Linked DNA regions of Homo sapiens: region 2 is linked to region 1. Evidence: read pairs that join two places in POLR2A ChIA-PET (ENCODE). Cell type or tissue: Panc1. All regions are shown on one strand. Links, peaks and the distances in the headings refer to the core of each region. The heading gives the core; the rest is flanking DNA. Region 1 has its middle 120 kb from the start of CACNA1A. Region 2 overlaps CACNA1A (calcium voltage-gated channel subunit alpha1 A).

Region 1 (15,939 bases), core at 7,876-11,875:
AGGTAAGTGAGGTAGTATTCTCTGCCTCGTTCCTGGACTGGCTGACCAAGGCCCTCCCAGTTTTCTAACTGGATCAACACATGACATTGCTTTCTAAATGGTTTTGCTTCCAGCATCTTTTCTTTCTTTTCTTTTCTTTCTTTTTTTTGAGATGGAGTCTTGCTCTGTTGCCCAGGCTAGAGTGCAGTGGCATGATCTTGGCTCACTGCAAGCTCCGCCTTCCGGGCTCACACCATTCTCCTGCCTCAGCCTCCCAAGTAGCTGGGACTACAGGTGCCCACCACCACACCCGGCTAATTTTTTGTAGTTTTTAGTAGAGACGGGGTTTCACTGTGTTAGCCAGGATGGTCTCAATCTCCCGATCTCGTGATCCGCCCGCCTCAGCCTCCCAAAGTGCTGGGATTACAGGCGTAAGCCACCGCGCCTGGCTTTTTTTTTTTTTTTTTTTTTTTTTTGAGACAGAGTCTCGCTCTGTAGCCCACCTGGAGTGCAGTGGCGCAAACTCGGCTCACTAAAACCTCTGCCTCCTGGGTTCAAGTGATTCTCCTACCTCGGCCTTCCGAGTAGCTGGATTACAGGTGTGTGCCACCACACCCGGCTAATTTTTTGTATTTTTAGTAGAGACGGGGTTTCACCATGTTACCCAGGATGGTCTCCATCTCCTGACCTCGTGATCCACCCACCTTGGCCTCCCAAAGTGCTGGGATTACAGGCATGAGCCACTGTGCCTGGCCTTTTTTTTTTTTTTTTTTTTTTTTTTTTTTTTTGAAGGCAGAGTTGAAAAACCAATTGGAATCATAGAGAAGGTGCCCAGACTTTGGCTACTGGACAGAAGTTCCTTTTTTTTTTTTTTTTTTTTTTTTTTTTTTTAGACAGGGTCTCCCTCTGTCACCTAGGCTGGAGTGCAGTGGGGCAATCTCAGCTCACTGCAACCTCTGCCTCCCGGGTTCAAGCAATTCTCCAGCCTCAGCCTCCCAAGTAGCTGGATTACAGGCGTGTGCCACCGCACTTGGCTAATTTTTTGTGCTTTTATTAGAGATGGGGTTTCACCGTGTTGGCCAGGCTGGTCTCTAGCTCCTGACCTCCCAAGTGCTGGGATTATAGGCATGAACGAACATGGTAAAACCCCGCCTCTACTAAAAATACAAAAAATAACGAGCCGGGCATGGTGGCCCTAGCCTGTAATTCCAGCTACTCAGGAGGCTGAGGCACGAAATGGAGATATCTCCCCTTCTTCTGCTTTTTTGTTCTATCCTTGCCCTCAGTGGATTGGAAGATACTCACTGCATCGAGGAGGCTGAATCTTCTTTACTCAGTCTACAGATTCAAACACGAATCTCTTCTAAAAACACAGACACATCCAGAAATAAGGTGTAACTAGCTATCTGGGTATCTCTTAACCCAGTCAAGCTGACCCCAAATTAACCATCACAGCTGCATCATACATGACCCCAAAACTTAGTGGCTTAAAGCAATAGTCATTTATTCCCCATGCACATGTGTACCAGCTGGGTTTGGCTGATCTGGCTGGGGCTCAGCTGGGTGACTCCTCTGCTCCACGTGTCCCTCCTCTTCCTCCTGGGACAGTTGTTTCCGTGGTGGGAGCAGAGGTGCAAGAGGGCAGGCAGAAACACATGTGGCTTCTGAATCCTGGTTTGGAACTCACTCCTTGCCATTTCTGCCCACCTACCATTGACTGAAGCAAGTCACGTGGCCAAGCCTAAGGCCAAGCCATGGAGAAGTACCCACCACCCATGATGAGACCATCGCAAAGATAGGCACACAGGAGAGAGTGACTCATCAGGGCCAATCATTCAATCTATTCATGGTCACCAACTCTGGCAAAAAACACAAGAGTTTAAAAGATGGTTGACTCAGGATGGTCTCATTTGCGTAAGAGGAAAAGTAGAACTTTTTGACATTTTCAAAGGACTTCTAAGGAAACCAGGATGACTATTTATGTTGATCACGAAGTGACTCATACAAGTCATGTGATTTAAAAACAGGAAAATTCAATGCTAATTGCATAGACTTATGACTCCCTGCATAATAATGACAGCTTATGTGACATAGCATTTTTGAGTTCACGAGGCACTTTAATAACCACGTCTTATGTTATACTAGGAACAAATTTCTCCTTTTTTTTTTTTTTTTTTTTTTGAGACAGAGTCTCACCCTGTCACCCAGGCTGGAGTATAGCAGCGTGATCTCGGCTCACTGCAACCTCCGCCTCCCAGGTTCAACCGATTCTCCTGTCTCAGCCTCCAGAATAGCTGGGATTCCAGGCGCGCACCACCATGCCTGGCTAATTTTTTGTAGTTTTAGTAAAGACAGGGTTTCACCATGTTGGCCAGGCTGGTCTCAAACTCCTGACCTCAGGGAATCCACCTGCCTTGGCCTCCGAAAGTGCTGGGATTACACGCATGAGCCAACGGACCTGGCCAAGCCTAGGATTTTTATTATCTGGCCTTTTACCAAAAAAAAAAAAAAGAAAAAAAGTATGATGTCTCTTGACATGCATGATCTCACGTTTTAATTAAATAAATTTTTAAATCAACAAGTAAAAATTGTATATATACTTATGGATGTTTTGATATATATACATACATTATACAATGGCTAAATCAAGCTATTTAACATATGCATTAACTCATATAATCCATATCGTACTCACATGGTTTAAAATTCCCTAAATATAAAAAAATAAGCAGAGAAAAGCGGACCCCTATGATTGATTTTCATGTGTCTTTCAGAGATGGTTTTTGTCTTAGCCCTCTTTCTGTTGCTTATAACAGAATACCTGAAACTGGGCTGGGCATGGTGGTTGACTCCTGTAATCCCAGCACTTTGGGAGGCCAAGGTGGGAGGACTGCTTGAGCCTAGGAGTTTGAGACCAGCCTGGGCAACACGGCAAAACCCTATCTCTATAAAACATTTAAAAAATCAGCTGGGCAGAGTGGCGCACGCCTGTAGTCCCGGCTACTCGGGAGGCTGAAGTGGGAGGATCACTTGAGCCAGAGATGTTGAGGCTGCAGTGAGCCATGATCGCGCCACTGCACTCCAGCTTGGGTGACAGAGCAAGACTCTGTCTCATTTAAAAAAAAAGTATACCTGAAACTGGGTAATTTATAAAGAAAAGGAGTTAATTTCTTCCAGTTACGGAGGCTGAGAAGTTCAAGGTCAAGAGGCCAAATCTGAGGAGGAGCTCCTTGTTGGTGGGGATTCTGCAGAGTCCCAAGTCGGTGCAGGGGATGGCATGGTGAGGAGCTGAGTGTGCAAGCTCAGGTTTCTCTTCCTCTTCTCCTCTCCTCTCCTCTCCTTTCCTCTCTTTCTTTTTAAAATAGACACAGGGGTCTCACTATGTTGCCCAGGCTGGTCTCAAGCTTCAGGTCTCTCTTCCTTTTCCCCTTCCCTCTCCTCCTCTCCCCTCCCCTCTTCTCCCCTCCCCTCTCCTCTCCTTTTAAAAATAGAGACAGGGGTCTCACTATGTTGCCCAGGCTGGTCTCAAACTTCTGTCCTCAAGCAATCCTCCTGCCTTGGCTTTCAAAAGTGCTGGGATTACAAGCATGAGTCACTGCCCCCGGCTCATCTTTCTCTTTTCATAAGGCCACCAGTCCCACTTCCATAACAACCCCTTAATCCATTAGCCCATTAATTCATTAATCCATAAATGAATCAGTCCATTCATGAGGGCTGTCATGACCCAGTCACCTTGTAAAGGTCCCACCTCCCAGTACTGCCATACTGGGGATTCAATTTCAACATGAATTTTAGCAGGGACAAACAGCCAAACCATAACAGTTTTAGAAGCAAATATTATTTTCTTGTTGTTCCTTTTTAACACGATCTCATTTAATGCTCACAAAATCCCCACCAGGTATGAAGGATTAGCCTGGTTTTACTGATGTGGAGATGAAGCTTGGGCAGGGTCCCAGGCTGGCAGGGTGGATTGAGTCCTTTTGTTCTCCAGGCCGAGGGACCCCAGGGCTGGCTTCTTCTCTACACTCCAGTGTAGGTGACGGACCTGGAGGCCTCCTGGCCTGGGGAAAATCCCACCAGCTTTGCTTTGAGTTGCTTCCCATCCTAGTGGCTCCCCAGCTGCTGAACTACGGGCTGGACTCACCCACATAGAAATCCCCCAATCTGGTTTTTTTTTTTTTTTTTTTTTTTTTGAGATGGAGTTTCGCTCTTCTTGCCCAGGCTGGAGCGCAGTGGTGCAATCTTGGCTCACTGCAACCTCTGCTTCCTGGGTTCAAGTGATTCTCTTGCTTCAGCTTCCCAAGTAGCTGGGATTACAGGCATGCACCACCATGCCCGGCTAGTTTTTTGTATTTAGTAGAGACCGGGTTTCACCATGTTGGTCAGGCTGGTCTCAAACTCCTGACCTCAGGTGATCCACCCACCTCGGCCTCTCAAAGTGCTGGGATTACAGCCGTGAGCCACTGTGTCCAGCCAAAATTGTCTGTTGGTCTAAACCCACTGACATGGGCTGCATTCTTCTTAATCCACACTTCCCAGACGTCTCTTTAAAATAGAAAATTTCAATAAAATAAAATAAAATAAAAACAAAAAAGAAAAGAAAAGGAAACAAAACAAATATAGAAAATTACTAGCCTGGGCAATATAGCGAGACCCCATCTCTACAAAAAATCAAAAAAATTAGCTGGACATGGTGTCGTGAGCCTATAGTACCAGCCACTCAGAAGGCTGAGGCGGGAGGATTGCTTGAGCCCAGGAGGTTTGGGCTGCAGTGAGCCATGATTGTACCACTGCACTCCATCCTGGGCATCAGAATGAGATCTTGTCTCAAAAACAGAAACAAAATTTCAAATATACACAAAGTAGAGAAGTAGAGAGAATACAATGAAAAAAATACAGCAAATCCCCAAGGCCCTATCACCCAGCTTCTCCAATTAGCAATTCCCTCCCTTCCCCTCCCCTCCCCTCCCTCCCCGCTTCCCACCTCCCAGTACTGCCATATTGGGGATTCAATTTCAACATGAATTTTACCGGGGACAAACAGCCAAACCATAACAGTTTTAGAAGCAAATATTATTTTCTTGTTCCCTTCCCTTCCCTCCCCTCCCCTCCCCCCTTCCCTCCCCTCCTCTCCCCTCCCTTCCCTTCCCATTCTTTCCCCCTTCCCTTCCCCTTCCCCTTTCCCTTCCCCCTTCCCTTTCCCCTTCCTTTCCCTTCCCTTCCACAAGGTCTTGCTCTGTCGCCCAGGCTGGAGTGCAATGGCATGATCATAGCTCACCGCAGCCTCAACTTCCCAGGCTCAGGTGATTCTCCCACCTCAACCTCTCAGGTAGCTGGGAACTCAGGCACGCATTTTTGTATTTTTTTGTAGAGACAGGTTTTTGCCATGTTGCCAAGGCTAGTCTCTAACTCCTGGGCTCAAGCGATTCTCTTGCCTCAGCCTCCCAAAGTGCTGGGATTACAGGCATGAGCCACCCTCGTGCGTGGCCAATTAGCAGTTTTCTGCTCTTCGGGTGTATCTTTTCCCTTCTTTTCTGGTGGGATTTTTTTTTTAAGTAGAGGTGAAATTCACATAACATAAACTTAACTATTTTAAAATGCTATTCTGGCCAGGTGCGGTGGCTCACTCTTGTAATCCCAGTATTTTGGGAGGCCGAGGCAGGCAATTACTTGAGGTCAGGAGCTTGAGACCAGCCTGGCCAACATGGTGAAACCTCGTCTCTACTAAAAATACAAAAATTAGCCGGGCATGGGGGAGGGCGCCTGTAATCCCAGCTACTCGGGAGGCTGAGGCAGGAGAATTGCTTGAACCCAGGAGGCGGAGGTTGCATTGAGCTAAGATTGCCCCACTGCACTCCAGCCTGGGCGACAGAGCAAGACTCTGTCTCAAAAATAAATAAATAAGTAAATAAATAAATAATAAAATAAAATGCAATTCCATAGCACATTCACGATGTTGTGAAAACCATCACCTTTATCTAGTTCCAGAACATTTTCATGACCCCGAAAGGAAACCCCATCCCTGACAGCAATCACTCCACATTCCCTCTCCACCTGCCCCTGCCAATCACTCACCTGATTTCCATCTCTATGGATCTGCCTACTCTGGACAATTTGCATAAATGGAATCCTACACCATGTGGTCTTTTGTGTCTGCCTTCTTTCACTCAACATCATGTTTTTGGGGTTCATCCACGTTGCAGCACGGATCAGTGCTTCATTCCGTTTCATGGCTGAATAATATTCCATTGCATAGCTATGCCATATTTTATTTATGTGGTGCTGTTTCCTGGAGTTTTTAAAAAAGCAAATCCAGGTATCATATCACCTTATCCATAAATACTTCCATATGCATCTCTAACAGACAAACACTTTTAAAGAACACCATAACCAAATACCACCAACAGTCCTTACAAAACTCACATGAATTCTTTAAAATCCCCTGACACCCAGTCAGGTTCGATTTTCCCCACCTGTCTAAATGCTGCTTTGTTCTTAATGAGGTAGATTCTCCCCATTTTGGCTCAGCCTTGGGAAAAATACGGAGATTCTCTGTGCCCTTGATGCTGCTGCTGCTTCTTCTTTTTTTTTTTTTTTTTTTAAATGAGACAGAGTTTCTCTCTTGTTGCCCAGGTTGGAGTGCAATGGCACAATCTCAGCTAACTGCAGCCTCCGCCTCCCAGGTTCAAGCGATTCTCCTGCCTCAGCCTCCTGAGTAGCTGGGATTACAGGCACCTGGCTAATTTTTGTATTTTTAGTAGAGACAGGGTTTTGCCATGTTGGCCAAGCTGGTCTCAAACTCCTGACCTCAGGTGATCCACCCGCCTTGGCCTCCCAAAGTGTTGGGATTACGGGCATGAGCCACCGCACCGGCCTCTTGATGCTTCTTATAGGAAAAACAAAACCCCTATCTTTAACAGGAGGCCCCTTTGAAAAGAGACATGGGATTACCCTAGTTTTGAGAGCATAAGTCTACACAGATTGCAAACAAACTTACCAAGTTGTAATGGATTGGTGTTTTGCATGAAAGGACTCAACTTTCCTTTTCCTGCCTTTCTTCTTTAATAATACAACCCCTCTGCCTAAGGGAGGAGATCAGGGTACTGGGAAGCTGTTTCCAGAATGAACACGACAGACTCAGAGAGGAGGCTAGCAGCTGTCCTCTAATTATCATTTTTCTAAGAGCATAAATAATTTAGGTTGCAATGTGGCGGAGTGGAGATGGTTAAATTATAACACGATTCCATATCCCTGCTGCCTGATGCCTATTCTACACGCCCCCTCCCCGGACCCCCGACAGGAACCAGTGGAAGAGAGAGAATACTCTTCTTACCACCGTTCCTCTGCTCTTTAAGGGAAGCCCGAACGGGGGGAAAAAGTCTCCTTTTTGAGACAACAGTTTTGCCCTGTGCTGGGAGGTCCCAGTGCGGTGTTAAGGGGCATAGAGAAGAGAGCAAGAAATCGTGAATTATTTTTCCCCCTGAGGAGCAGTGGCCTGGCTTGTTCTCAGCTTCTGCCTTGCCTGGATTGATCTCCCCAGGCTGGGTCCCCGTGTAGCACTTAGCTAAAGATGATCAGCAGCTGAGAACGATCGGTCCTCCTTTCCCTCCTCCCAGCATCAGGGAAACCTCCTCCTCCTCTTTTTTTTTTTCCCTTGGCAGCTGATACAGCAACCCCGTTCAGTGTCTGCTTTTGTGGGGAGCCCTCTGCTCAGAAAACTGCTCTTCTTGGCACCCACTTTTCTCCCTCCTGTCTCTGGGCCACCCTTCTTCTTTCCACTGGGTGGGCCATGGATGCATGGACTTCAGATAGCTCGGACCCCTGGGTGCTGACGAGATGGGACCCTCGGGACCCCTGGAGGACTCGCAGTGCTGACCACTAGCCGCGTCGCCTGAGCCCCAGCGCTGATGCGATACAGGTGAGTGGGGCTTCTGAGAGCGGGGGACGCTGGAGGCAAAGTCCTGCAGGGAGTTTAATCTTTCTTTCCTTGCTGCAAATTACCTCCATCTGCAAAGGTAGAAATACAAAGATCTTCCCCTGCTCCCTCTATGAAGAGTTTTTCTTTGCGGGCGGGCAGCTTATTTCCAGATTTCACTTGCTTCTGCCTTAAGAACCTCTTCCCTTTTCTGAACAGTTTCTCTTGCTGGGAAGAAGGGGGGCAGACTCTTCATTTCCAGCGTATTCCTGTTTCTTTCTTAAAAATCCATTTTCATTCAATTGCCCTTGGCAACCCCCCTCCCAGCAACCGATGTCTTTGCCATCTGCCCTGAACATGTGACGTTTTCCCAAGAATGAGAATTTCTGACCTAAGTCAAATTCTACTTTTTTATATCTTCCCCACCCCCCCTCATTCAAGTCCACATTTTAAGTCTCGTGCTGCTTTGAACAAGTGACAACATTTAGAATTATGAAATATCCCCTCACCGCTCCCCACCCCCCAATTGCCCATGGCTTTGGGGACCCCGAACAAAAGTTCCCGACGCCTGTGTGCCTGGGCCTTGTTTGCTGTGATCGACGCGGCGTGAATGTGTTGGGAAAAGAGAGATAAATGGCAGATGGAGTTTAGGCTGTTGGGAATAATTACATCGTCTTAGGAAACCACTTCTTCCTTTTAATATTTAATATTCTTCCCTCTCTTGCCCCACTTGAAGGAAAAGCAGAGAAAGAGCTGGACACCCCCTCTAAGCCATTCCCCCCTTGCCCCTTCCGCCTTTTTTCTTTAATTTTGAACCGAGTTGTCTGGGTGGCTTTTGTTTCTCAATAAGTGGGAAAAACTGGCAGCAGAATTCCTCTTCTCCCCTCTCCTTCCTTTGAAGCTAACAGCTTCGTACAACAGACGCTGCTGGGGACGGCAGGGCATGGGGATCATGTTGATTGCTCCAGGCTCCTTCCTTAGAGGCTCCTGAGAGACTGACCCAGGAGAAGGAGCCAATTTAGAATGTCAACAGGAGGTCAGAGCACCTTCCCAGAGGCTGAACCAACAAGAGGGAAGCTTCTCTCTCTCCTCCTTCTCCTCAAAGCCCTAGGTGCTGTGGAGGAATATTCTCTAGGTATCCCTGGCTCAGGGCTCCTGTCCTGTTCAGAGACAGTGACTCTAGGGCAGCCTTGCCGTGTCCTGCACCTGCTCTTTCAGGGATAGCCTTCAGTTGCTTGCAGGGATCTCAGGTGCTTACAGCTGACACAGACCTCCCCTTACCCATGTGACCCCTAGTCCATCCTCAACACCCCAATACCAGGCTGCAGGAAGTCTCCCCAACTACAGAAGTCTAAGAGGCTGAGTTTATCCCTGTGTGGATACTCCATTTTCCTCCAAGACACAGAGATCTCAGGAGATGTATCAAGATGTCACTCGGTGGCCGGGCGCAGTGACTCATGCCTGTAATCCCAGCAGTTTGGGAGGCCGAGGTGGACGGATCACTTGAGGTCAGGAGACCGAGACCATCCTGGCTAACATGGTGAAACCCCATCTCTACTAAAAATGCAAAACATTTGCCGGGCGTGGTGGCAGGCGCATGTAGTCCCAGTTACTCAGGAGACTGAGGCAGGAGAATTGCTTGAACCCGGGAGGCGGAGGTGGCAGTGAGCCGAGATCATGCCATCACACTCCAGCTGGGGCGACAGAGCGAGACTCCGTCTCAAAAAAAAAAAAAAAAGTCACTCGGTGCAAATGCCACTTTCCCTCCACATAAGATGGGTTCAATTCAATGCAGCCTCCCCAAAAAGAAAACAGAAGATCATTACAGGGGTCAGGAGGGAGAGGGTGGATTTGACACTGAGTGAAATTACTGAGCAAATGACCTGTAAAACTCGTGGACATCAAAAGCTCTGGCAGAGGGTTTCATTTATTATTATTATTATTTAAAATGTTAGGGCATAGGACCAGAGGGCCCTCTGGGCCCAGGGCAAATGAGGGAGCTTCTATTCCAGGATCCTTCAACCCTAGCTGTCTCCACAGTGACAGACAGACGAACGCTCTGGGTAAGCATTTTCCACCCCCTTATAGGCCAAGTTTGTCCAGTGGACGAGGGAGGACTGACTTAGCCTCCGGGGAAGAAATCCTCCCCTCAAAGTGCAGGTCTTGGCCAGTCCCAGGCTCCACTCAGCCCTGCTGAGTTAGAATCTGCATTTGAACTTGAGGCTGGGTGAGTCATGAGCCAGTCAGCATCTGAGAAGCCCTGGAGGCCACATACTCATTGGCGTGTGACCCAGGGGAGCCACTCAGCCCTCTGTGCCTCAGTGCCCCCTGCTGACTGCAAGGATGACGATGGCGTCTGTGTCTTAGCATTGCTGAGAAGCCCAGCCACAGGTGATACCCAGTGGCAGGCACCTAGTACGTGCTCACTAAATGTTGGCTACTTTCAAATTACTCTCCAGAGCATGTGTTTGATTTATTTTTATTTTTTATTTATTTATTTTTGAGACAGAGTCTTATTCTGTCACCTAGGCCGGAGTGCAGTGGTGCAATCTTGACTTACTGCAACCTCCGTCTCCTAGGTTCAAGCCATTCTTCTGCCTCAACTTTCCAAGTAGCTGGGATTACAGGCACCCGCCACCATGCCTGGCTAATTTTTGTATTTTTAGCAGAGACGGGGTTTCACCATCTTGGCCAGGCTGGTCTTGAACTCCTGACCTCGGGTGATCCACCCACCTCGGCCTCCCAAAGTGCTTGGATTACAGGTGTGAGCTAACACACCCAGCCAATTTCTTTTTAAATTATGGTAAAAAAACACATAGAGCATACCATTTTAACTATTTGATTGATTGACTGATTGATTGAGACAGGGTCTCACTCAACGCCCAGGCTGGAGTGCAGTAGCCCGATCTCGGCTCACTATAACCTCAACCTCCAGGGCTCAGGTGATCCTCCCACATCAGCCTCTCGAGTAGCTGGTACCACAGGCGTGCGCCACCACACTCAGCTAATTTTTTATGTATTTTTGTAGAGATGAGGTTTTGCCGTGTTGCCCAGGCTGGTCTTGAACTCCTGGGCTCAAGCAATCCACCCGCCTCAGCCTCCCAAAGTACTGGGATTACAGGCGTGAGCCACCATGCCCGGTCTCTGATTTCTTTTTTAGTTCACATTTCTTTCTTCTTCCTGTACCACTTGTCTTACCCTCCATGAAATCGTCCTGGTCAGACATGAGTAACAGAACCCTACTAGTTAGTATGGACCCTACTAACTCATACATTAATTCTTAGCTACCAACACCAAAATCTTGAAGATGGTAGGCAGACACCATCTTCAAACATCTTTTTTCAGGACTCAACTCAAGGGCTACTCACTTTTTTTCCCCAAAGGGACTACAACTTTTGGTGTACAGTTATTTTTCTCTCCAGCAAAACCAACACTACATTTTCTTTTGACCCCCCAAGGGGAGGCAGGTTTTGTTTTGTTTTTGAGACGGAGTCTCGCTCTGTTGCCCAGGCTGGAGTACAGTGGCGTGAACTCGGCTCACTGCAACCTCCACCTCCTGAATTCAAGTGATTCTCCTGCCTCAGCCTCCTGAGTAGCTGAGTACAGGTGCATGCCACCACACCCAGCTCATTTTTTATATTTTTGGTAGAGACAGGGTTTCATCATGTTGGCCAGGCTGGTCTCGGACTCCTGACCTCAGGTGATCCGCCTGCCTTGGCCTCCCAAAGTATTGGGATTATAGGCGTGAGTTATGGTGCCTGGCCGGGAGGCAGTTTTTAGGTGATTTCTCTAGAGTCTTAAGATCCCAAGATGAATGATAATTGGATCACAGTGGTACACAGTTGGTAGTTAATAAATATTTGTTGAACAAACAAAGCATATCAGAATTCAAAATGACCACTGAGGGCTGGGCACGGTGGCTCACGCCTGTAATCCCAGAGCTTTGGGAGGCCAAGGTGGGAGGATTGCTTGAGTTTGGGAGTTTAAAACTAGCCTGGGCAACAGAGCAAGATCTCGTTTCTATAAAAAATTTTAAAATTAGCCAGGCATGGTGGCCAATGTCTGTGGTCCCAGCTCTCGGGAGGCTGAGGTGGGAGGATCGCTTGAGCCCAGGAGTTAGAGGTTGCAGGGAGTTCTGATTGTGTCACTGCACCCCAGCCTGGGCAACAGAGCAAGACCCTGTATCTAAAAAAAAAAAAAGCCAGAAAATGACCTCCATAATGAATTATTGCTTTAACATGTTAATATGTTGATGACACACACAGACACTGTCTGGCCAAAGAGGCAGGATAAATGAGGGACATGGTGAAACACCTACCAGTTGCTCAATATTGAGGAGTCAAGAATACCTAATCAGGAAAAAAATTCAAGGAGATAGAATAAAAGCAACATTACCCACCCACTCCTGCCCAAGAATGACTTAAGAGAACAGATGCATGGTTTAGTTTGTGGGAGAAACATTAGAGAAATACAGTCCCTGTGGGAGGAGTTTTATTTTTTTCCTGGTACTCTGTACTGTTTCCTTTTAGTTCTCCAATGCTGATGAAGTCAAGCAAGTTTGTGAGAGAGACAGAGAGAGAGAGAGAGAGAGAGAGAGAGAAGGTGGACAGGGGATGACACATGGTGCTAAGTGTCCAGGTATTTGGTTCAGTTTCAGTATTGACCTGATGCCACTGGTTTTGCCTTGCTTGGACAAGAGGAATAATTGATCCACCTTCTTCCTTCCTTCCTTCCCTTCCTTCCCTTCCTTCCCTTCCTTCCTTCCTTCCTTCCTTCCTTCCTTCCTTTCTTCCGTCCCTCCCTCCCTCCCTTCCTTCCCTCCCTCCCTTCCCTCCCTCCCTCCCTTCTCCTTCCTCCCTCCCTTCTCCTTCCTCCCTCCCTCCTTTCCTTCCTACCTTCCTACCTTCCTTCCTTCCTTCTTTCCTTCCTTCCTTCCTTCCTTCCTTCCTTCCTTCCGTCCCTCCCTCCCTCCCTCCCTTCCTTCCCTCCCTCCCTTCTCCTTCCTCCCTCCCTCCTTTCCTTCCTTCCTTCCTTCTTTCCTTTCTTTTTATTTCTTTCTTTCATCCTTCCCTCCTCCTTCTCTCTCTTTCTTCCATCTTTCTTTCTTCTTCCCTCCTTCCTTCTCTCTCTCTCTCTCTCTCTCTCTCTGTCTCTGTCTTTCTTTGTCTGGCTCTGTCACCCAGGCTGGAATGCAATGGCTTGATCATAGCTCACTGCAGCCTCAACCTCCAGGGCTCAAGTGAACCTTCTACTTCGGTCTCCCTCGTAGCTGGGACTACAGGTGTGTACCACTGCACCTGGCTAATTTATTATTTTGTTGTTGTTGTTGAGATAGGGGGTCTCCCTATGTCGCCCAGGCTGGTCTTAAACTCCTGGCCTCAAGCAATCCTCTGGCTTCAGCCTCCCAAATTGCTGGGATTACAGAGGTGAGCCACCGCACCTGGCAATCTGCCTTTCAGCAATTATTTATTGAGTTCTTCCTGTTGGCCAGGCACTGTGCTAGGCTTTGAGGATTCAACAGAGAATGAAACTATCATTGTAAACACAGTAATAACAGTAGCAAACACTCATATTGGGGCTTACCATGTGTGGGACACTGTCCTGGGCATGCTGCATAGAATTAAGTTATTTCATCCTCACAATGACACTGTGAAGGATGTGTTTTTATTATCCCCATTTTACAGATGAGGAAACTGGCCCAGAGAGGTGGAGCGATTTACCCAAGGTCACATAGCAGGAGGCAGCTGATCCTGAATCCAAGCCCAAGCAGTCTGGTTGCAAAGATGGGGATATTTCTCTACCAACTCCTGGCAGCAGCCATTGGTTGAGGAATATTCCAGGGGTAGCACCTGTGACCTGTCCCCTGCAGATGGGCTTCACTCCTGCGGCCAGAGGAGCCCCAGGTCGGGAGCGGCAGGTGCTAGGGGCAGGGAGCCATGGGCAGACAGGAGGTGTGGGCACTGGTAGGATTTTCTAGAAGAGGCTTGTGAAGCAGAAATGTATTTTGAGCTGGACCTTGGGGATGAGGAGAGGGAAAGGTATTCAGGGTGGTGAAAGTCAGAGGTGTGGTCAGGATTGTCTCAGAGCATCAGCTTCATGTAGTGAGAAGTGAGGATGGAAGGAATTCTGGGGCTACATCGTGGCACATATATGGGGCTGGCGAAAGGACTCACACTTTATTCAGCTGGTTGTGGAAAGAGTCTCTACGGGATTGGCTAATGGATGAACTGATTGCTTTTTTTTGTTGTTGTTGTTGGCTTTTTTTGTTTGTTTGTTTTTGTTTTTTGAGATGGAGTTTCACTCTTGTTGCCCAGGCTGGAGTGCAGTAGTGCAATCTCAGCTCACTGCAACCTCCGCCTCCCGGGTTCAAGTGATTCTCCTGCCTCAGCCTCCCAAGTAGCTGGGATTACAGGTGTCTGCCACCACACCCAGCTAATTTTGTATTTTTAGTAGAGATGGGGTTTCACCATGTTGGTCAGGCTGGTCTCGAACTCTTGACCTCAAATGATCCACCTGCCTTGGCCTCCCAAAGTGCTGGGATTACAGGCATGAGCCACCGCGCCTGGCCAGGACTCACACTTTATTCAGCTGGCTGTGGGGAGTCTTTAGGGGACTGGCTAATGGATGAACTGATTGTTTATGATGACTTGGAGGAGACGAGATTCAGAGAGGAATGAATGTGGCCTACGGCAAGTGGGAGGGGAAGGACAAGGCGGAGTCATCAGCTCTGATGATGAGTAGAATGTGGAAGTGAAGGAAAGAGAGAAGGAAGGAACCCCACAATGTCTGGGGTGATTGATTCCACTGCATTTGGGGTTTCTTGCAAATGTGACCTCCAGAGGGCTCCCATGAATACCTGAGTCAGGCCACATCCCTCATCTCCTTAGATCCTTTCATAGCTCCCACCTCATGCAGAGCAAAAGCCAAAGTTCTCCCTATGGCCCACAAGACCCTGTACCATCTGTTCCCCTTATCTCCCTGCCCTTACCTCCTGGCCCCGTTACCTCCCTGCCCTCACCTTCTGGCCCCCTCACTCACTCTGCTCCAGCCACACTGGCCTCTGTGCCGTTCCTTGAACACATCAGCCACACGGCCAGCCATAGCGCCTTTGCAAGGGCCTTTTCCTCTGCCTTGGAATGCTCTTCCCACAGACACCCTCATGCATCCTCCCTCATCCTCATCTCCCTTCAGGTCTTTACTCAAATATTTCTTTCTCAGTGAGGCCATTCTGGCCACTTTACCTAAATGACAGTCAGCTTCCCCTTCCCCCTCCTCCTCTACCGTTTTCTTTTCTCTATCTGACATTCTGTCTATTTCAGGAGCTTTTCCTGTTTCTTGTTCATCTCCTTTATTAGAACGCCAGCTCCAGGAGGGACTTTTGTCTGTGTTATTCATGTCTTAGTCCTCAGTGTTGAGAACAGTGCCTGGAATACAGTAGGTGCTCAATAAATATTGCTGGATGAATGAATGAATGATGAATGGATGCATGAGTGATGGGGAGGATAACAGAGCCACGAAGTGAAGTTGGGAGGAAGAATTTAGCCTGAGATTCAGCCCAACAGCCTGTACCCCTGGGGGTCTCCTCCCCTCCTTCCCCCGTCCTGCAGCCTCACTCAGTGTCCTGGGGCTGCCCAACCATCCAGCAATCCCGGGTGATCTGTTCATCTCTGTGGGAGGGTGCGTGTTTATCTCACCGCACCATGATCACACCGTCCAGCTGGTGAAGAAAAAAGTGGGTGGAACACGAGACCAGCTGTGACATGGTTTATTCTCACCAGGGGATGAACACTTGCAGCCACACTTGGGGCTATGCTGGCTTGCTGGTCTCAGCTTGCGTTCAACCTTGGCCATCTGGCCTGGCGTTTTATTTAGCTTTGTTCTCACGTATGTGGGGCAGTTCTGGAGTTTTGCCCCAAGTGATGAGAGCTCTTCTTGGCCCCAGCTTTACTTTTTCTTTCATCTTGCTGGTTGCTTGTCTATGCAAAGATAGGGGGGAGGGGGTCCACCCTGCCCGAGATGGGGAAGCTTCTGGTTGTGGCCAGAAG
Region 2 (15,939 bases), core at 7,940-11,939, 170 kb after region 1:
AAGGCTACAGTGAGCTGTGATCGTGCCACTGTATTTCACCCTGGGCAACAGAGCAAGACCCTAACTCAAACAAACAAACAAAAAAAGGCATAGACTGTGGAGTTGGGCAGACCTGGGTGTGAGCCCCAGCTCTGCCAGTACCTCCTATGTGACCTTGAAAATTTGTTTAATCTCTCTGAGCCTGGATTTTCTTGTGTGGAAAATGAGGCTTACCACAGAACCCACCTTGTAGAAATGTTGCAAGGAATTAACTGAAACAAAGTGCTTACCACGGTATCTGCCCAAAGAAGCAGTTGGAAACAAGGCAGCTGTAATTATGGTCGCTGTGCTTGTTAATGGCCCCATAATAGTTGATCATATTGCAGAGTGAAATTGGGGTATGTGTTTAATGGACCAAGGAATATGTCTTAAACCCATATATCTAGGGTTCTGGTACCCTCTACTCTTTTTCCTGGTGATTGTGATGAGCATGGAACTTACATGAAAATGAGGTCTGTTTGGCTTCTTCACACAAGCTCAATGACCTGGCTAACTGCTACAAGTATCTGTTTCCTTAGAACCCACCCATCAGCAGTCCCCATAGTGGAGACAAGGTCACAAAGAGTTGACAAACCTGATTTGATTTCCGCACCAACCACAGGAGGCTTGAAATGAGATGAGGGTGAAGGGCACCACAGAGGGATGCAAGGATTACTTGGACACTGCAAGGTCTTGCTAAGGGATGGGAACCATCAGCCACGCCCACTTTGAGAATTTTCCTTCATGTTCTGAATCTGAAGAGCAAGGTCCTGTTCTCAGATGCAAGCCCTCCTTCTTCCCTACGCAGAGTCAAACTTGGTCTTTTCCAGGGTCACATACAGCCTCTCTCTGGGGCCTCTGCAGGTCCTGATCAATTTCATTGTGTATAGAGCTCTGTGTCTCCTCACCTGCCTGCAGGGCTGTCTGCTATCCTGACTTCCGAGAGCCATTTCGGAAGCCAGCTTTTCCTCCCATCAGGGATGCTTCTCTTCTTTCAGCCCCCGCCCCGCTTTGGCCTCCTAGGATGGCTGATTTTTCTGGATCCCGCTGACACAGGTGCTTTCTCTCCGAGCCAATCAGGGAGCAGAAAGGCTCAGCTCAGCTAACAGAGGCATTGCTCACCGCAGCTGTGAGTTAGAACTCAGGCTTTCTAAATCGGGAGGATCAGGCATGACTTGAGGTTGGGCTGAGAAAGCCTCGCCTGCCCCCCAGCTCGACTACCCAGTGAAACCTTTGGCTTCTGCCTCGGGCGAGGCATCTCTTACCATGCCAAGAACTCAGCAGCCCATCTTTCTTTCATCTGGGCACCAAGTACATCATTGCATATTTCAGGGGGTTTCATTGTGTCCTTAACATGCTCATGGAGACTTGGCTTGAGATGAAGTCGGGGTTTCTAGGCAGCAGGACCCATGTCCCCTTCCTTCATTTCCTCCACCGGTGATTTTTGTTTTGTTTTGTTTTGTTTTGTTTTGTTTTGTTTTGTTTTTGAGACGGAGTCTCGTTCTGTTGTCCAGGCTGGAGTGCAGTGGCGTTATCTCGGCTCACTGCAAACTCTGCTTCCCGGGTTCAGGTGATTCTCCTGCCTCAGCCTCCCAAGTAGCTGAGATTACAGGCGTCTGCCACTATGCCCAGCTAATTTTTGTATTTTTAGTAGAGACGGGGTTTCACCATGTTGGCCAGGCTGGTCTCGAACTCCTGACCTCTGGTGATCCACCCGCCTCGGCCTCCCAAAGTGCTGGGATTACAGGTGTGAGCCACCGCACCAGGCCCTTCCACTGGTGTTTTTTGAGCATCTACTATATAGAGAATGCTCTCCTGGGCACAGAGGATGAAGCAGTGAACAAAGTAGACAAAAAATCCCCACGTGCATAGAGTGTGCAGTCTCGTGGGAGAGACAGGGAACAAGATAAAGAAGGAAAAAAATAGCAGATGCTTGACTGGGGACGGGGACTAAAGAAAGAAAAAAATAAGCAGGCTAAGGGGGTTGATGGATGTGACCTTTGAGTAAAGGCCTAAAGGAAGTGAGGGAGGGAGTCATGTGGATGTCTGGGGAAAGACTATTCCAGGAGAATGAACAGCAGGTACAAAGGCCCCTGGGTACAAATGTGCCTGGGGAGTTTGGGGAATAAAAGGGAGGCCGGCGTTGCTGTAGCTGAGTGACTAAGGGAGAGAATAGAGGAGATGAGGGGAGGGAGGTAATGGGAGCAGGTCATGCACCTTGCTGGTGCTGGAAGGACTTTGTTTTTGCTTTTGAGTGAGATGGGATCCATGGGAAGGCTTTGAATACTTCCACATGCATTAGGCTGAAATTTTCTTTTCTGCTTTTGTCGCATTCCAACATTGCTTTTATTTCATCAAAATCTTCGGTTTCTTCTCAGGCTCTTTACCCAAGTGGGAGCAGAAGGCTGGTACCCAGGGCTGTTCAGTTCTCCCCCTGGGGTCAGAACGTGGAGGAGAAAGCTTGGAGGAGAAACAGGAACCCCCACCTCTTTCTGGATGACTCAAAACCGCAATTACCTGAGCTCCTCCTCCTATCCCTGAAATAGAGGCACTTAGCACTTCCTAAACTTCCCGGTGCACACAAATCCCCTGGCGATCTTTTTAAATGCAGGTTCTGACTCAGCAGGTGGATGCAAGGTCTAAGGCTGCATTCCTAACCGGTGCTGGTTCTGGGACCACACTTTGAGTAGCAAGGGTCTGAGGTCATTGTTGCAGATGTCCATCTGGGGCATGTCTGTGGACACTTGCGGGGGTGCGGGTGAGCAGAGGGAGGGGGGATGATGTTGGAAAAGCAGTGTGAGTATCTGTGTTTGATAAGAAGTAAGAAAATGAAGCAAGGTGGGAGAGTAGAACCTCTTTATTTTTGCCTACGTGCTAAGGTTTTATTGCCATACCCAGAGAGCCCTGGGTCTGAAATCCAGGCAACACTGGCCAGTTGAAACCCTGATATTGCAGCCCATAAAAGTGCTGCATGCTGCATGGTGGACTTCTGGGACTCTTCCTGGAACCTTCAGTGCCAGAGCCGGTCCAAAGGAAGTCACATCCCTGCCATTGAGGGGCAGGAGACCAGGGAACCGGAGGAGTGGGATGGCAGAAGCGCGTGTAAGGAGGCTGAGTTGGCAGGGAGAGAAAGCGAAGTCAGCTTCAAATCATAGCGAGAGGAGACCAGGGAAGGGCTTGGCGTTGCTGCTCTGTGTACAAATATTGTCTCTTATTTTCCAGGCTGCAGGGTGAGGCAGAGTGGAGTATTTGTGCAACACAGCCCAGCTTTGTTCTCTGGGCTCCTAATGCCTGTCAGCTCAGAGGCAGAAAGCCAATCAGAGATGATCGTCGGCAAGGCCGGCTTTTGTTGGCTCCCCAAATTGCCCTGAGTCTCGGATTTTGCTTTTCAGAGTGTGCTTTCAGCTGGAGGCAAAGGCTGAAGCTGGTGACAAAAGGAAGCCTGGTTTTCCTGGCTTTCCGAGACTTTTACTGAGGGGGTTTCTATTTCAGACTCCGTTTTCCCACCTGGAAAGCAGGTTCCACTCTCCCTCCGGCCTGGAAGGGATGGTTTTATGGTGCTTCCAAAATGCCAAACCTAACTCCAGGGCAGAAGAGGAGACTGAAACCAATTAATTTTCCAAAGGTTAGAGCTACGAGGAGGGGAGAGGTTTAGCATGGTCAAGTTCCCCAAGACATACTAATTGATCTCTCTACAGAATGCGGGATTTCAGTGCCCCCAGGGGACACTCAGCAATGTTTAGAGACCACTTGAGGTTGTCATCACTGGACAGGAGGGGCTGCTACTGGCATCTAGCACACACAGGCCAGGGATACTGTTGAACATGCTGCAGTGCCCAGACAGCCCCACCAAGGAGAATGATCCACCCCTAAACCTAGTGCTGAGGTTGGGAAATCCTGCTCCGGAGTAACCAACACCCTATGGCTTTTTCACTCAAGCAGCCGCTTCTCCAGCGCTTACACCTCCTCAGAGATTGCCAGATCCATATGCAGAGCCTGTTGGCGTGGGACACTTCTGAGGGGTGTGGCAGGGAGACAGCGGACATTCCCATTTACCAGCTGATCAGCAGGTTAGGAGCTAATATGAAATGAACAAGATAGACCCTCCCCACCTGCCCTGCAGATCCTCTGGTGGGACACTAGGGAGGGAGGCCTCCTAAACCCAAATGACAGTTCCCAGGATGCAGGGAGGAGTTTACCTATGCAAACTGGAGAGAATGCAAATGGGGCATCTAGAGATACTTACTGGACGACCCCTCCCCTGCCTCGGGTCTTGGAAGAACAGATTCTCAGAGGTCTGCCCTGATCACTGTAATTTTTTTTTTATTGAGGTAAAATTAATATAACACAATTAACCATTTTAAAGTGACATTTAGGGCTGGGCACAGTGGCTCATGCCTGTAATCCCCGCACTTTGGGAGGCTGAGGAAGAAAGGTCGCCCAGGAGTTCAAGACCACCCTGGGCAACAAAGTAAGACTCTGTCTCTTACAAAAAAAAAATTAGGCACACATGGTGTTGTGCACCTGTAGTCCCAGCTACTCAGGAGGCTGAGGCAGGAGGATCGTTTGAGCCTAGGAATTCAAGGCTGCGGTGAGCTATGATCATGCCACTGCACTCCAGCCTGGGTGACAGAGCAAAATTGTGTTTCTTTAAAAAAATAAAAGTAAAAATAAATAAGAAAAGAAAGGAGAGGGGAGGGGAGAGGCGTTTAGTACACTCACAATGTTGTGTAACTGTCACCTTCATCTAGTTCTAAAACATTAAGCAGCCACTCCCATTTCCCTTGCCATTCCCCAGGAACAACAAATCTGCTGTCTGTCTCTGGATTTGCCTGTTCGGGATATTTCATATACATGGAATCATACAATATGGGGTATTTTATGTCTGCTTCTTTCGCTTGGCATAATGTTTTCAAGGTTCATTCCTGTTCTATCATGTATCAGTACTTCATTCCTTTTTTTTTTTTTTTTTTGAAACGGAGTTTTGCTTTTGTTGCCCAGGCTGGAGTGCAATGGCACAATCTTGGCTCACTGCAACCTCCGCCTCCCGGGTTCAAGCAATCCTCCTGCCTCAGCCTCCTGAGTAGCTGGGATTACAGGCATGCGCCACCACACCCAGCTAATTTTGTACTTTTTTTAGTAGAGATGGGGTTTCTCCATGTTGGTCATGCTGGTCTTGAACTCCCAACCTCAGGTGATCTGCCTGCCTCGGCCTTCCAAAGTGCTGGGATTACAGGCGTGAGCCACTGCACCCGGCCTACTTCATTCCTTTTTATGGCTGAATACTATTCCATTCTATGAGTAGACCACATTTTGTTTATCCATTCACCCACTGGTGAAATTTAGGTTGTTTCCATCTTTTGGCTGTTGTGAATAGTGCTGCTGTGAATATTTGTGTATGAGTGTTCGTTGGAATACCTGTCTTACGATCCTTTTGTGTTTATACCTTGGAGTGGAGTTACTGTGTGTCACATGGTAACTCTGTGATTAACTTTTTGAGGAACCAAGGAATGGTTTTCTATGGCAGTTGCACTGGTGTTTTTTTGTTGTTGTTGTTTTTGTTGTTGTTGTTTTGAGACAGGGTCTCACTCCCATTGCCCAGGCTGGAGTGCAGTGGTGCAGTCATGGTTCACTGCAGCCTCAACCTCCTGGGGCTCAAGCAATCCTCTCTCCTCAGCCTCCCAAGTAGCTGGCACTACAGGCCTGCGCCACTATGCCCGGCTAATTTTTCATATTTTTTGTAGAGATAGAGTCTCAGTTTGTTGCCTAGGCTGGTCTCGGACTCCTGTGCTCAAGTAATCCTCCTACCTCGGCCTCCCAAAGTGCTGGGATTACAGGCATGAGCCACCGCATCTGGCCAGCTACACCATTTTATATTCCCACCAGCATGAGGGTTTCAATTTCTTCACATCTTCACCAACACTTGTTTTCTGTTTGTTTGTTTGTTTTTAATAGCTATCCTAGTGGATGTGAAGCAGTATCCCGTTGGGGTTTGATTTGCACTTCCCTGATCACTAATACCCTCATGTACATATTGGCCATTTGACTGTCTTCTTTGGAGAAATGTCTATTCCAGCCTCCTGTCCATTTTTCAATTGGATTATCTTTTTGTTGTTGTGTTGTAAATGTTCTCTCTTTATTTTTTATTTTTTTGAGACAGAGTCTCGCTCTGTCGCCCAGGCTGGAGTGCAGTGGCACGATCTTGGCTCACTGCAAGCTCCGCCTCCCAGGTTCACGCCATTCTCCTGCCTCAGCCTCCCGAGTAGCTGGGACTACAGATGCCCGCTACCACGCCCGGCTAATTTTTTGTATTTTTTTAGTAGAGATAGGGTTTCACCGTGTTAGCCAGGATGGTCTCGATCTCCTGACCTCATGATCCACCCGCCTTGGCCTCCCAAAGTTCTGGGATTACAGGCGTGAGCCACCACACCTGGCCGTAAATGTTCTTTATATAGTACTAGACCCTTATCAGATACATGATTTGCAAATAGCTTCTCCTATTCTGTTACTTGCCTTTTAACTTTCTTGATAACGTCCTTTGATGCACAAAAGGTTTAAATTTTGATAAAGCCCAGCATATCTGTTTTTTCTTCTGTGGATCATGCATTAGGTGTCAAATCTGATCATAATGTTTTATTTATTTATTTACTTATTTATTTATTATTTTATTTATTTTTGAGATGGAGTCTTGCTCTGTTGCCCAGGCTAGAGTGCAGTGGCATGATCTCGGCTCACTGCAACCTCCACCTCCCAGGTTCAAGCGATTCTCCTGCCCCGGCCTCCCAAGTAGCTGGGACTACAGGTGTGTACCACCACGCCTGGCTAATTTTTGTATTTTTAGTAGAGACAGGGTTTCACCATGTTGGCCAGGCTGGTCTCAAAGTCCTGACCGCAAGTGATCCACCCACCGCAGCCTCTATCTATTTTTAATTTATCTCTTTTTTTTTTTTTTTTTTTGAGACAGGGCCTCCTTCTGTCACCCAGGCTGGAGTGCAGTGGTATAGTCATTGTACACTGCAGCCTCTACCTCCTCGGCTCAAGCAATTCTCTCGCCTCAGCCTCCCAAGTACCTGGGACCACAGGTGCCTGCCATCATGCTGGCCCTGCCACCATATTTGAAATTGCAGCCCTGACCCCTTCCACTGTCTATAGTCTTCACCATCTTACTACATAACATAGCATATATGATGTACTGTATAACATGGTATATGCAGTGTACTGTATAGCATAGTATACATGATGTAGTCATCTCATTTATTTGCTTCTCCTCTGGGAAGCAGGAGGAAGCTTCTCCTCTTGTCTGCTTTGCTCTCAACTGTGTCCCTAGCCCAGAACAGAGTCTGGCACACAGCAGGTACTGAATGAATATGTGTTCAGTGAATATTGTGGGTGAGATAGAAGGTGAATATCCACATTTCCCTTTAGAAGTCACCTGATCTGGGTTTGAGATCTGCAGGGATCTACTCCAGACAGGAGAACGAATAATTCCACCTGTGCTGATGAGTTGGAAGGATCTAGAGGGCTTGAGATCTTTCCACTGGGGTCAGTGGGGGTGGGTGCACCTCCAACACCCTTCTTTTCTTTGAACAAGATTTTTCCTTAATTCCCCAATACTCCCTTTGAATATATGATTTTAGCCACCATCATAGCGAATTGCATCGTCCTCGCACTGGAGCAGCATCTGCCTGATGATGACAAGACCCCGATGTCTGAACGGCTGGTGAGTGATGTCTTTTCTCAGGGTCTTCTCCTTGGCTTTAGCAGGACATTAATTTTTGGGGGAGTGGAGCAGGGCACAGAGGAGGCTCTCAGTCCTGGAGCCCAGAGCCAGATCATGGGAAGCCTAAATTTCCTTTTCATTTTTTCTTGAACCAGAGTCTCGCTCTGTCACCCAGGCTGGAGTGCAGTGGTTCAGTCATAGCTCACTGCAGCCTCCACCTCCTGGGCTCAAGCCATCCTCCCACTGCAGCCTCCTGAGTAGCAGGGACTACAGGTGCCACCATGCCCAGTTAATTTTCTTATTTTTATCTTTTTTTGTAGAGATGGGGATCTCACTAGGTTGCTTAGGCTGGTCTCAAACTGCCCACTTTGGCATCTGACATAATTTCAGGCAGTATACTCAAATGAACATTGTTAATGTTAATAATTATGTCTTGGCCAGACACTGTAGCTCATGCCTGTAATCCCAGCAGTTTGGGAGGCCAAGGCAGGTAGATCACTTGAGGTCAAGAGTTCGAGACCATCCTGACCAACATGGTGAAAGCCCGTCTCTACTAAAAAAATACAAAATTAGCTGGATATGGTGGTGCACACCTGTAATCCCAGCTACTTGGGAGGCTGAGGCAGGAGAATCGCTTGAACCCGGGAGGCAGAGGTTGCAGTAAGCCAAGATCGCACCATTGCACTCCAGTCTGGGCAACAGGAGTGAAACTCCATCTTGGTGGGGGGGAGGCGAAAAAAAAGAAACAAGAATATTACAAAGGATACAGATGAAGAGATGCAAAGGGTGAGATATAGGAGAAGGGTGTGGCTGGCAGCTTCTAGGTAGCTTCAGGAGGGGGACTGGTCACCAGAAAGACCAAGGCATGATTCGAGGGTTGCGACTTTCAGCCCCACCCCCCAACCTCTGGGAGGGCAGAGGGGCTGAAAATCAAGTTGATCACCAACGGTCAATGATTTAAATCCAAACCTCTAATCATGCCTTGGTTTTCCCGGTGACCAACCCCCATCCTGAAGCTACCTAGAAGCTGCCAGCCATCAGTCAATCCTTAGCCTGCAAAAAGACATCCCTTTGGAGATCCCAAGGGTTTTAGGAGCTGTACACCAGGAAACAGTGTCAAAGACCAAACATACATTTCACAATGTCACAGTCTTCTAAAAACTATAACTAGCCTAGCAAACCTATGATTTCTAGATCTTTGCATTTTCACTTAAAATAAAGCTAAATAAAAAGCGTCCATTGAAAGACTGGTAAGCAAGTAGAAGTACCAGTGGCAAGCTAATGTGGAAAAAAAAAATCATTCAGGCAGAGTGAAAATGATTGTAGCTCGAGAAACGTTGCTGTAACAGATGGGAAAACATTCACATTGGGGCTCTGATGGAGAAGAGCTTGTAGCTTAATTTCAAATATGATAGATTAGCAGCTGGAAGCCAGAACCAGCCGGAGGTTCTGCAGAGGAACTGGAGGTGAGGATACTGGCCACTTATCAGCCAGTACAGAAGTCCTATTCCAAACCTTTAACAATCTACATGCCAGCTGAGAACCATCCTAAGGGGTCAGATTTAGGAGTGAGGTCAATGCACAAGCTCTAGCCTCAAATACCTTGAACGCTGCATGTGACAAGTAAATTCTCTAAACCAATGCTTTCCATTAGAACTTTCTGCAGTCACAGAAATGATCTCCATCTGCCCTGTCCAATAGGATTGTCACTTGAAATGTAGCCAGTGTGACTGCAGAACTGTGTTTTTTATTTTATTGCATTTAAATTAATTTTAATTGAAATAGCCACATGTGGCCTGTGACTGTCGTATTGAATAAGACAGGTGCAAACAAATAATTCTGTTTAGCTGAGTGATATGTGAGGTTGGCCCAAAAGGAATGAAGGAGGAAGGTGCCTTCTCTAGGCATTGGCTTTGCTCGCAAAAGGCTTTGGACAAGAGAACTCTGCAAGAGGCAGTGAGGGGTGGTGAGTGCAGGAGGGTCAGGGGAAGTGAGAGGGTGATAGGTACTGATTTCTAGGTGGGCTGGTTCCCTGATCTTGTCAACATCTGCCCAGCCCAAGACGCTGACCTTGCCTTCTCTCCCTTCCAGGATGACACAGAACCATACTTCATTGGAATTTTTTGTTTCGAGGCTGGAATTAAAATCATTGCCCTTGGGTTTGCCTTCCACAAAGGCTCCTACTTGAGGAATGGCTGGAATGTCATGGACTTTGTGGTGGTGCTAACGGGGTAAGTGGCGCGTGCTATACGCTTTGGATTTAACTAGCTGAAGGATTACGAGGCTTTTGGTTGGTGTGGTCCGGGCCAGGCTCAGGAAGGCTGAGCCCTTGTGTTCTCCCTCCCCTTGTTATGCGCCTGCCTCCTTTCTGCCAACACCCCACCTCCATGTCTCAGCTGTATATTACAGCAGATGCTTTCTGTTACAATTAAAATAATAGCTCATTATTGTTGGCTGCTTCCAGAGTGCTTTATGCCCATTCTCTAATTTAATCCTTGCAACAACCCACTGAATTAGGAAATATTAATATTCCCATCTGACCACTGAGGAATCAGAAACTCAGAGTGTAACTTGCTTAAGGCCACCCAGCAAGTAAGTGATGGAACTGGGAGATGAACAGAAGATTATGCATTCCAGAACTCAAGGTTTTAAGTGTTGTACGTGCATGGGTCTCTTGATTTGCTTGAGGATATCTTGCTTTTATTTCAACTTGGTGAATGTTTTTTGAGAATGTCTGGGTGCAAGGGATTGTGATTATGACAAAGGAGAAAAGCAAGCTAAATAAGGTACAGTTACTGTCTTCAAGGAGTTTTCAGATCCATATATGATGAACTGTGGTTGAAATGTGTATATGCTTTCCTCTAAGCACCCTGTATGAGGTAGCACTTGCTGGTATAACAAAAGATCCAAAGCTAGGAAATGACTTAAACACGGCAGAAGTTTATTTGTCACTCATAGAAAATTCAAAATTGAGCTGGGTGTGGTGGTGCATGCCTGTAATCTCAGCACTTTGGGAGGCTGAGGTGGGAGGATCACTTGAGCTCAGGAGTTCAAGACCAGCTTGGGCAACACAGTGAGACCACCCCCCCATCTGTAAAACATAAAATAAAATAAAAATTAACCAGGCATGGTGGTACATGCCTGGGAGAATTGCTTGAGCTCAGGAGTTGGAGGGCACAGTGAGCTATGATCATCCAACCGTGCTCCAGCCTGGGCAACAGAGCAAGACCCCATCTCGAAAAAAAAAAGTCCAAAATAATTGTTCCTAGTTGACAGGCTCATCTCCTCCAATGACTGACGGACCCTGACCCTTGCCATATTGTGGCTCTTCATTGTCAGCCCACATCATCCAATAACTCCATGCTTGTCTGTATCAAACCAGGAAGGAGAAGTGAGCATAGAAGGTGATACTTGGAAAGGTTTATGAGTTTGGAAGGGGTGTGACCCATACCTGTTCCATTCATATCCTATTGGCTAGAACTCGGTCACATGACCACACATCACTGCAAGGGAAGCTGGGAAGTATCAGATTGTGCTTAGAAGAAAAGGGAAATGGATTTGGAGAATGACCTACTAGTCTGTCAGGGACCTTAAAAACTTTTATTAGATTCCAGTAGGGACATTAGTATCTGGTACCAATGGCTGGTTCCTCCTCTTCCCACTCTCTACTCTCCTCTCAGCTAAGTCTGGGCTCTTCTATTCTAAGACCCTTCTTCACTGGACACCTTTTTCATAGTAATCATTTACAGGATCATAGCTTTCCATGTTTTGTTGCTGCTCCAGGTTCTGTCTCTCTTGGCGGATGTGATGGGTTGCAGCACCCACACTGTGCTGGCCGGGCTCTCACAATGCAGATTTGTTTCAGAGCAATGTTGCCTCTCACAGAAGGAGCTGTGGCCTATTGGGCTGTTTCTGTAGAGGCCTTCAGATGTCAGCAGTCTGTTGTAAGGACTCTGGGCTAGCTCTCATGGGCTTGGGTGTTCACAGAGGGATCTTTGTTGGCTGTGCTCACAGTTCGGTGGCTTGGGACCTTGGTGGGTTCCAAGGGCATATTATGGTACTGGGCACTTTTCTCTTAGTCTACTAGGAAACTCATCTAGAAACAGCCTAGTGGCTAACTTTTTTATTGTTTAAAAAATGTAAAGCTGGGCAGGGTGGCTCATGCCTGTATCCCAGCACATTGGGAGGCCAAGGTGGGAGGATTGCTTGGGCCCAGGAGTTTGAGACGAGCCTGAGCAACATAGCAAGACCACATCTCCACAAAATAAAAATTAAAAGTGTATAAAGCTGGGTACAGTGGCACATGCCTGTAACCCCAATTACTCAGGAGGCTGGAGAGAGAGGATTGCTTGAGCCTAACTAGTTTGAGACCAGCTTGGGTAACCTAGCAAGATCCCATGCAAAACTAAGTAGAGAATAATAGAGCAAACACCTGTGTATACATTCATTTATTCAATGACTATTTATTGAACACTTCTGTGTGCCAGGTCCTGTTCTAGGCTCTGGGACACAGCAGTAAACAAAATAGAAAAATCCCCTGTCCTCATGGAGCTGAGAGTCTACTGATGGAGATGGACACAATTGATGAATGAATCTAGTGTGTCAGATGGCGGTGAGGGGTACAGAGGAAAAATAAAGCAGGGGAGGGATGGGATGTGTGGCAGGCAGGGGTGAGGGGTGCTGGAAGCCAGGGAAGACTTCACTGGGCATGTGACATCTGAATGAAAACCTAAGGGAGGTGAGTGAGTGAGCCATGAGGAGAGCTGGAACAGAGTGTCAGGCAAAGGGAACAGCCAGTGCAAAGGCTCTGAGGCTGGACTGTATCTGACATGTTTGATCAACAGTAAGAAGACCCACATGGCTAGAGAAGGTGACCAGAAGAATGGGGAGAATTGGGGATAGAGAAGTAATGGAGTAACCTGCTATCAAAACACAACCTTTCTCTTTTTTTTTTTTTTTTTTTTTTTGACAAGAGTCTCCCTCTGTCACCCAGGCTGGAGTGCAGTGGTACAATCTCAGCTCACTGCAGCCTCTGCCTCCCAGTTTCAAGTGATTCTCCTGCCTCAGCCTCCCAAGTAGCTTGGATTACAGGCGTGTACCACAACATCTAGCTAATTTTTGTATTTTTAGTAGAGACGGGTTTACGCCATGTTGGCCAGGCTGGTCTTGAACTCCTGACCTCAAGTGATCCACCTGGCATGGCCTCCCAAAGTGCTGGGATTACAGGCGTAAGCCACTGTGCCCAGCAAAACAAAACCTTTCTAACCTTTCTAATCCCTGTTTTCTCCCTCCCTAGACCCATTCCTTTCTCTCCCCCATCCAGGGGCACTTTCCTGAATTTTATGTTTATTATTTGCATTTATGTATTCACACTTTGGCTGCCTAAGTATATAAGAAATATATGCTACCTATTTTTACACTTCAAAATATTTTTTAAATAGCATCAGAGTGAGAATAGTTTACACTTTGACTACATGCATAGATAAGAAATATGTGGGCTGGGAATGGTGGCTCACACCTGTAATCCTAGCAATTTTGGAGGCAAAGATGGAAGGATTACTTTAGGCCAGAAGTTTGAGACCAGCCTGGCCAATGTAGTGAAACCCTGTCTCTACAAAATGAAATAAAATGTAATAAAATATTCAGCTGGGCATGGTGGTGTGCTCCTGTGGTCCCAGCTACTCAGGAGGCCAAGGCGGGAGGATCACTTAAGCCCATAAGGTCGACGCTGTAGTGAGCTATGACTGCACTCCAGCTTGGGCAACAGAGCAAGACCCTGTCCCTAAAAAATGTTTTTTGTTGTTGTTGTTGTTTTTTGTTTTTTTGTTTTTTTAATAAAGGCCAGGTGTGATGGCTCACACTTGTAAGCCTAGCACTTTGAGAGGCCAGGGCAGGAAGACTGCTTGAGTCCAGGAGTTTAAGACCAGCCTGGGCAACATGGTGAAACCCCATCTATAAAAAAAATGCAAAAAATTAGCCAGGCATGATGACGCACGCCTGTAGTCCCAGCTACTCAGGAGGCTGAGGTGGGAGGATCACGTGAGCCCAGGAGGTCGAGGCTGCAGTGATCCGTGATTGCACCACTGCACTCCAGGCTGGGCAACAAAGTAAGACCTTGTCTCAAAAAAATAAAATAAAATAAAAAATAAAAAAAAGAAAAGAGAAAGAAAAAAAGAGATATGTGGTACTGTTTTTCAAACTTCACATTTCTCTAACCTGACTTTTGTGTTCAACATGAGATAAATCTGATTAATAAAAATAGTTTCCATGCATCCATTTTCATGACTGCATAGTATTCTGTGGTAGGAGTATGCTGCCGTGTATTTATCTATTTGGATTGTTTCCAGCTTTGGGCTATTTTGACCCAAAGTGTCCCTGCTTTCTCCCAAGTGAGTTTCTCTAGGGCACGTACCCAGGAGTGGAACTGCTGAGTTGTATACTGTGTGCATCCTCAGCCCCACTAGGTATTGCCAAATTGCTCTGCAAAGTGGTTGTGCCAATTCATGCTCCCTGGGGGCTGGCTTCTGCTGGCTGAGGCTGGCTTGACCTTGCTGGCAGGAAGGAGCCTTAAAAATCCCTGTGTGGTTTTTTTTGTTTTACTTTTATTTTAAGTTTAGGGGTACAAGTGCAGATCTATTACATGGGTAAACTTGTGTCTTGGGGGTTTGTTGTACAGGTTATTTCATCACCCACGTATTAAGCCTAGTACCCATTAGTTATTTTTCTTGATCATCTTCCTCCTCCCGCCCTCCACCCTCCAAAAGGCCCCAGTGCGTGTTGTTCACCTCTGTATGTCCATGTGTTATCATCATTTAGCCCCCACTTAGAACACGCAGTATTTGGTTTTCTGTTTCTGCATTAGTTTGCTAAGGATAATGGCCTCCAGCTCCGTCCGTGTTCCTGCAAAGGACATGATCTTGTTCTTTTTCTTGGCTGCATAGTATTCCATGGTGTATATGTACCACATTTTCTTTATCCAGTCTATCATTGATGGGCTTTTGCAGCCCTGTTTTTTTTTTTTTTTCATAATAACACGGTTATGGGAACACTTAGGGAAGCTCATATATTATTGAGCAGTGTGATGGTTAATATTGAGCATCAACTTGATCAGCTTGAAGGATGCAAAGTCTTGTTCCTGGGTGTGTCTGTGAGGGTGTTGCCAAAGGAGATTAACATTTGAGCCGGTGAACTAGGAGAGGCAGACTCACCCCCAATCTGTGTGGGCACCATCTAATCAGCTGCCAGTGTGGCCAGAATAAAAGCAGGCAGAAGAAGTTGGAAAGAGTAGACTTGCTGAGTCTTCTGGCCTTCATCTTTGTCCTGTGCTGAATGCTTCCTGCCCTCTAAAATCAGATTCCAAGTTCTTCAGCTTTTGGACTCATGGACTTACACCAATGGTTAGCCAGGAGCTCTCAGGCCTTTGGCCACAGACTGAAGGCTGCACTGTCAGCTTCCCTACTTTTGAGGTTTGAGGACTCTGACGGATCCACCACTGGCTTCCTTGCTCTTCATCCTTCAGATGGGCTATCGTGGGACTTTACCTTGTGATTGTGTGAGTCAATTCTCCTTATAAACTCCCTTTCATATATACATCTATCCTGTTAGTTTTGTCCCTCTGAAGAACCTTGACTAATACAGACACCTAGTGGGTCCCAATAAGTGATCATTAAACTGAAGGCAGTCATTCAGTAGGTCAGTTTGTCACTTGTGTTTGTATCTCCCTGCTTACAACAAGGTGGCCTTTCTTCTAGTTTCCTGTCATCTGATGGAAGAGATTCTAGACTCATTCCTCTAGAGGAGAAATACTTCATCTAGAACAGATAGGTCCTAAGGGTGAGAGCTCATCGTTGGGATGAATGAACCCACTGAAATTTTATGCAAGAAGAAAATTGTGTATATGTATATTTTTTTTTCTGGTCTGTAGTTTTTATTAGATTCTCAGGGAATCCTGATCCTATCATGAAGACCTTCTATTCTAGATTGGGTTCCTTTCACATCCCCTTCTCCTTTCTTGTTGAATTCTCCATGCATTTCTTTCACTTGCTTTTCTTGCTCTTATTTCTCTGGTAGTCAGTTATCCTTTTTGTCTGGTGGTTCTATCTCCTTCAAATGAGGCACATTGCTCAAATTTTATTACTCCAAATTCCAAGGTGCTGTTTAGTGTCCTGTTGGGTTGTAAGCTAGGAACAGGGAGGGGAAAG

What was found. ChIA-PET counts read pairs that join two places held together with the same protein. Peaks named below come from ENCODE experiments on the same cell type or tissue, not always from the same donor. Only the 100,000 strongest peaks of a DNase experiment are listed, where the experiment ranks them.
Region 2: POLR2A ChIA-PET joins it to region 1 with 5 read pairs; 2 of 35 experiments call an interaction of 5 or more read pairs at or near these places.

What each region holds. Positions count from the first base shown.
Region 1 is chr19:13,615,836-13,631,774 of GRCh38, reverse strand. No RefSeq gene overlaps it. Among named protein-coding and RNA genes, the nearest start is that of CACNA1A, 120 kb to the right of the region's middle. RefSeq lists an enhancer at 9,660-10,381. In Panc1, for the core only: no CTCF peak of the experiment used is centred there; a DNase peak (open chromatin) is centred at 10,144.
Region 2 is chr19:13,446,906-13,462,844 of GRCh38, reverse strand. CACNA1A (calcium voltage-gated channel subunit alpha1 A) reads left to right here. Exons shown (of 47, transcript NM_001127222.2): 2 at 7,633-7,738; 3 at 9,830-9,969. Among named protein-coding and RNA genes, the nearest start is that of CACNA1A, 52 kb to the left of the region's middle. In Panc1, for the core only: no CTCF peak of the experiment used is centred there; no DNase peak of the experiment used is centred there.